Linked DNA regions of Homo sapiens: region 2 is linked to region 1. A link is an interaction called in ENCODE POLR2A ChIA-PET data of the cell type or tissue named here. Cell type or tissue: PC-9. All regions are shown on one strand. Each heading gives the region's core, and the rest is flanking DNA. Links, peaks and the distances in the headings are about the cores only. Region 1 holds the start of SNORD136 (small nucleolar RNA, C/D box 136). Region 2 overlaps UQCC5 (ubiquinol-cytochrome c reductase complex assembly factor 5).

Evidence for each region. Peaks named below come from ENCODE experiments on the same cell type or tissue, not always from the same donor. Only the 100,000 strongest peaks of a DNase experiment are listed, where the experiment ranks them.
Region 2: POLR2A ChIA-PET joins it to region 1 with 10 read pairs; 10 of 35 experiments call an interaction of 5 or more read pairs at or near these places.

What each region holds. Positions count from the first base shown.
Region 1 is chr3:52,686,751-52,689,664 of GRCh38, reverse strand. GNL3 (G protein nucleolar 3) reads right to left here. Exons shown (of 15, transcript NM_014366.5): 2 at 2,838-2,896; 3 at 2,282-2,419; 4 at 2,050-2,163; 5 at 1,473-1,556; 6 at 459-591. It overlaps SNORD136 (small nucleolar RNA, C/D box 136), which reads right to left and starts at 778; the gene lies at 632-778. SNORD19 (small nucleolar RNA, C/D box 19) reads right to left here and starts at 425; the gene lies at 350-425. In PC-9, for the core only: no CTCF peak of the experiment used is centred there; a DNase peak (open chromatin) is centred at 1,164; H3K4me3 peaks cover 1,188 bases; H3K27ac peaks cover 2,338 bases.
Region 2 is chr3:52,541,514-52,544,427 of GRCh38, reverse strand. It overlaps UQCC5 (ubiquinol-cytochrome c reductase complex assembly factor 5), which reads right to left. Exons shown (of 2, transcript NM_001124767.2): 2 at 2,538-2,914. Among named protein-coding and RNA genes, the nearest start is that of UQCC5, 6.4 kb to the right of the region's middle. In PC-9, for the core only: no CTCF peak of the experiment used is centred there; no DNase peak of the experiment used is centred there.

The sequences.
Region 1 (2,914 bases), core at 130-2,629:
TCCCATTTTCTGCTTTGTAATTCTCTGTTCTGGGTTTTCTTTTTCCTGCTGCTCAAACTCAGATGCATAATTATGCATTTCATTTAAATATTTTGTCACATACGTTCCAATTTATTTCACTCTTGAACTAATACCCGACATTGTGTAGGTGTGGGGAATTTGTCACACTGTCATCACTTCCTAGATGAAATATACTACACAATAAGCTGGGTATAGCAGCTTACACTCTTTATTTAAAAGATGGTAAATACTGAATGGCAAAAGAATAGTAGAAACCAGTTGAGTCAGTTGTAAAAGTCACCTGGCTCCCCACTGCCTAGCACTGTCTCTGGCAAAGTGCACGTACTCTGGCTTTGCTGAGATCAGAGTTGGATCTAATCAGTCTTCAGTGACTATCAGACTGTTTCCTCGTACCTCACCCATGTACACAGAAGACAAAGGGTACCCTCTTTACTCACCTGATTTATTTAATATAAGTACCAGCTTTTTCTGTCCACTCTGGACAATGGCCTCTTCTACCTGAGGACATCTGCAACCAAGAGGATCTCTGGCATCCAACACCTCTAGGACAACATCGGAGGCTTCAATCACCTATCAAGGAAAAAATGACCAGAACTACATTATCAAGGAGAAAATGATCAGAACTACATCCCTTGTTCTGGTAATACCTTCCACAAGAGAGTACTGGCATTATCCATTTAGCAACAGGGTGAGCTCAGAGTTGGATCTCATGTCTTCACTTTGGTATGAAGAATGTTGACCCTCATCATTTCTCACACAGGAAAGTAAAACATAGGCTTGCTCAGCAGTCTCTGATCAAGATGGATTTCAAAAATGCAAATATCCCTGTCTGAATCCTCCCATAGTGAATTATATAGTTTGATAGGTCCTTCTGGCCTTGCCAAAAGCTGCTGAGGGGCAGTCAGGTTCTATCCATGGGGGAGTGAGCTTGGGAAAATGGATGTTGGGGATGGGAGTGCTGGAGAGCAACTACACCAAGTTGTCCTCCTTCACTTAGGTTTCAACAGAGTACTTTAGAGACCTTTAGCCTGACACTGCTTACTCCAATGTACCTTTCTCAATCTCAACACTATGTCAACGTTTTTTTTTAATGTTGTAAATCATGCTTACAGGCAGAACCAGTTTTGTGCAAATATTTAGAACCAAAGAAACTATTTCCGTCAGGTAAACATAGCAGGAAAGGCATTAAACAGCATAAGCTAGAGTCGAGTCACGAAATGATTTGTTGGTGAAAAGGTGGGAGGAGGGAGAGGATCAGGAAAGATAACTAATGTCGTACTAGGCTTAATACCTGGGTGATGAAATAATCTGTACAGCAAACCCCTATGACGCAAGTTTACCCATATAACAAACCTGCACATGCACCCTTCATCTTAAAAGGTTAAAAAAAAAATGACTTGAGTCTTTTAAACCTCATTACTACTGTCAGACACTGACCTAGGCTAAGATACCTTTTTAAGTTCTTGGCAGTACAGCTTCTTTGAATTCTGTTTGCCCGACTTGGCTTTGTTCTCAGTTTTGCAAAGCCCAAACTCCTAGAGGATAAAGGGGGAAATAACACAAAATTAGAAGTAGAGCAACTGTAACCTCTAACTCCATTTTCCACAGCTGAGTAGCAGCCCTTGCAGTTGTTAAATAGGTAAGATGGAGTCTGAACTCAGTTGTCTTCCTCCCAAGAAGCTCAGCAGCCTGTGGATGTGCTTTTATTTCTGCATCAGAACTCATCTCTCAGCCAGGCACAACAGCCCACACCTGTAATACCAGAAACTTCGGGAGGCTGAGTTGGGTGGATCACTTGAGACCAGCCTTGGCAATATAGTGAAAGCCCGTGTCTGCTAAAAAAAATTAGCCAGGCGTGATGGTGTGCTTCTGTAGTCCCAGCTACTTGGAGACTGAGGTGGTAAGACTGCTTGAGCCTGGGTGGTCCAGGTTGCAGTGAGTTGTGATTGTGCCACTGCACTCAGGCCCAAGCAAAAAAACCAAAATCAAAACCCCTGATCTCTCATTCATAAAGAGACCTAATCATACCTTTTCCATAGGTTCCACATTTGATGGCTTAATATCAGGATTAGTTTCAAGTTTTCTTTTCTTTTCTAGTTCCTTCTGCCTGTCAAGTTTCTGCTGCTGTTTTAGTTCTTCAAGCTGTCAGAGCCATAAGGGAAATAGGTGAACCAGTGACTAGTGTTGTTACCTTACTCTGAAAAATATCACACATAACACACTACACCACTCAATGAAAATTCTGGCTAACATAACTTACCCTCTGTTTCCTTAGCTCAGCTTCCCTAAGAAGAGCCTCCTTAAAGGGAGCACTGTTTGGAACTCCTGGGTCTTTCCTAGGCTTCTTGTGACCCCGCTTTTTAGCCTCCTTTCTTAATTTTCGATGATGTTCTCGAACCTATTAAAATAAAGAGATTTTGTCTGCTTACAAAAATATCTTTATACTTAAGCAGAATTCAAGTGAGAAACCAATCTGGCTGCAATTTAGTTATGCCTATAAAATGTCCTAGGAAAATGGAGCTTTAATTGGAATCTTACAAAGTAATGCATATGTAAGTATAAAACAGCAAGAAATTGTAACTAGAAGGCTCTCTATGCAGAGATTAACATGCTGAACAAATTTAGAGACTTATCACCAAATCACTGCACTTTCTCACAGCTGCACTCCTGATGCCTAAGAGCTTGTGCCCATGGTCAGTCTATCCAATGCCATTTCCCAAAACCAAATCACATTAACCCAGACTTTCCCGCAAAGGAACAGGGCAAAATCAGTTTAGCAATGTGTTTGGTACAGCTCTCTCAAGCACTACACTTACCTTTTTTTGGATTTTATACCGCTTATGGCAGGTCATGCGTTTACTTGCTTTCTTTAACTCTACAAAGAAACACATCA
Region 2 (2,914 bases), core at 235-2,734, 150 kb after region 1:
CAAATTAATGGACTGTCCCTTTTCCCTGTTTTGGCTATTTCATGGTATTTACATCTTGCAGATAGCACATAAATGAGACAAGAAACTCCAGATTTAATACTCGTGTGAAGACTAAGCACTAACATGCTTTACTAGGAGATAAATTACTTTGGAAAACAACAGGGTCCAAGAGTGTGTGTGTGCGTATATATATATATTTTTGTTGTTGTCGTTCACGCCATTCTCCTGCCTTAGCCTCCTGAGTAGCTGGGACTACAGGCGCCCAGCACCACGCCCGGCTAATTTTTTGTGTTTTTAGTAGAGATGGGGTTTCACTGTGTTAGCCAGGATGGTCTTGATCTCCTGATGTCGTGATCCGCCTGCCTCGGCCTCCCAAAGTGCTAGGATTACAGGCGTGAGCCACCGCGCCCAGCTAAGAGTATATTTCTTTAAAGAGAGTTAATTCAGTGTGAAAAATTTAAACACACACACAAAATGGAGATTAAATATCACATCAGGGATGTAGGTAAGACTTCCAAAATAGAACTGCTAGATGAACAAAAATAACTCATTTATTCACTACTTTTTTTCTTTCTTTTTTTGGGGGGGGCTGTAATACTGTTGTACTATTATTAGGTACTTTCTCTATAAATTCAGATAATAAAGTGACACTCCAAAGCCCATATTCTTTCCCCAACACCACAGTGGAGGTAGAGTTCTAGTAATAAATGCTAATCAGGTTTTCAGCATTCTGCAATAAGTATAGTTCTTGAAATTTATTAAAATTTATGCCCTGTAGTTTACAGTTGGTGGTACTGCAATTCTTTTCACGGCTTTTTTTTTTTTTTTTTTTGGAGACAGGGTCTCACTCCATTGCCCAGGTTAGAGTGCAGTGCTGGGATCATACTTACTGCAGTCTTGATCTGGCTCAGGTGATTCTCCCACCTCAGCCTCCCAAATAGCTGGGACTACAGGTGCACACCACCAGGCCTGGCTAATTTTTTGTACTTTTTGTAGAGACAGGGTTTCACCACGTTGCCCAGGCTAGTCTTGAACTCCTGGGCTCAAGTAATCCTCCTACCTCAGCCTCCCAAAGTGCTGGGATTATAGACATGAGCCACTACTCCTGGCGCCCTTAAATAGTTCAGTGTCTGATAAGTAGGATAGAGTCATTCCTAGTAGGAGAGTTAAAAATACTTTTGAGGAAAAATTAAAAGCTTATATACCTTAGCTGGGCACAGTAGCTCATGCCTGTAATCCCAACACTTTGGGAGGCTGAGGTGGGAGCACTGCTTGAGCCCAGGATTTTGAGACCAGCCTGGTCAACACAGCAAGACCCTGTGTCTACAAAAAATTTAAAAATTAGCCAAGCATGGTAGCTAGCTAGTCCCAGCTACCTGGGAGGCTGAGGCAGGAGGATCGCTTGAGCCCAAGAGTTCAAGGCTGCAGTGAACTATAATCATGCCACTGCACTCCAGCCTGGGTGACAGTGAAACTCATCTCAAAAAAAGCTTGCACCCTAACAAATGAGTTCTCACTCACAGCATCCAAACTAATGTGCTCTGAAAACCTATCTTCCATTGAATACAATAATTGCTTTGGTAGTCTACCTGCCTAAAAGTCAGAAGTTGTCCAATCTTTTTTTTTTTTTTTTGAGACGGAGTTTCACTCTTGTTGCCCAGGCTGGAGTGCAATGGCGCGATCTCGGCTCACCGCAACCTCCGCCTCCCAGGTTCAAGCGATTCTCCTGCTTCAGCCTCCTGAGTAGCTGGGATTATAGGTGCCTGCCACCACACCCGGCTAATTTTTTTTTTTTTTTTTTTTTTTTTGAGACGGAGTCTCGCTTTGTCGCCCAGGCTGGCGTGCAGTGGCGCGATCTCGGCTCTCTGCAAGCTCTGCCTCCCGGGTTCACGCCATTCTCCTGCCTCAGCCTCCCGAGTAGCTGGGACCACAGGTGCCCGCCACCACGCCTGGCTAATTTTTTGTATTTTTAGTAGAGACGGGGTTTCATCGTATTAGCCAGGATAGTCTCGATCTCCTGACCTCGTGATTTGCCCACCTCAGCCTCCCAAAGTGCTGGGATTACAGGCGTAAGCCACCATGCCCAGCCATACACCCAGCTAATTTTATATTTTTAGTAGAGACGGGCTTTTTCCGTGTTGGTCAGGCTGGTCTCGAACTCCTGACTTCAGGTGATCCACCTGCCTCGGCCACCCAAAGTGCTGAAAGTACAGGTGTGAGCCACTGCACCCAGCCTTCTTTTTTCTTTTAATAGAGACGGAGTGTATGTTGCCCAGGCTGGCCTTGAACTCCTTGCCTCAAGCAATCCTCCTGCCTGAGCCTCCCAAAGTGCTTGGATTACAGGCTTGAGCCACCAACCCTGGCCATCATTTTCAAAGTCTGTTGTCCTTAAATAAATTAACATTCTAATGGAAAGAAGAAAAAGAAATGGAGAGGAAAGCTCTAGAGAAGGCCAACACAAAATTCAGTCTAATGGTTCTCTGTGGGGTGGAAGCAGGGGGATGGGCCAGGGAATGAACCCACAGCAGACACAAAAGTTAGCCAATGGTTTTATTAGTGTTTACTATTATTCTTTGTAAAAGGTATGACGTATTTTCTATATGTATCAAATACTAAACTCCTAAAACAAGGTGGGTTAGGGCAAACATGGAGTATGGCCATATAATTGAGAATCATACTATAGTTTTTATACAGCAGTCAAGTCACTAAAAATGGTTTATCAGGTTAGGTTTACCAGGAATCCTAGATGACACAACTGGGCATGAGAATACGATGAACCACCGTCCTCTCCCTGATGGCAGAGGTCATTACTGGCCTTTCACATTCAAGCCATCTCCCAGCTGTGACTCTGGGCTTGCTGCACTGTAGTGTAGGTAGTGCTTTAAGGAGATGGGAGTAGTTAGTTAATGGTTCT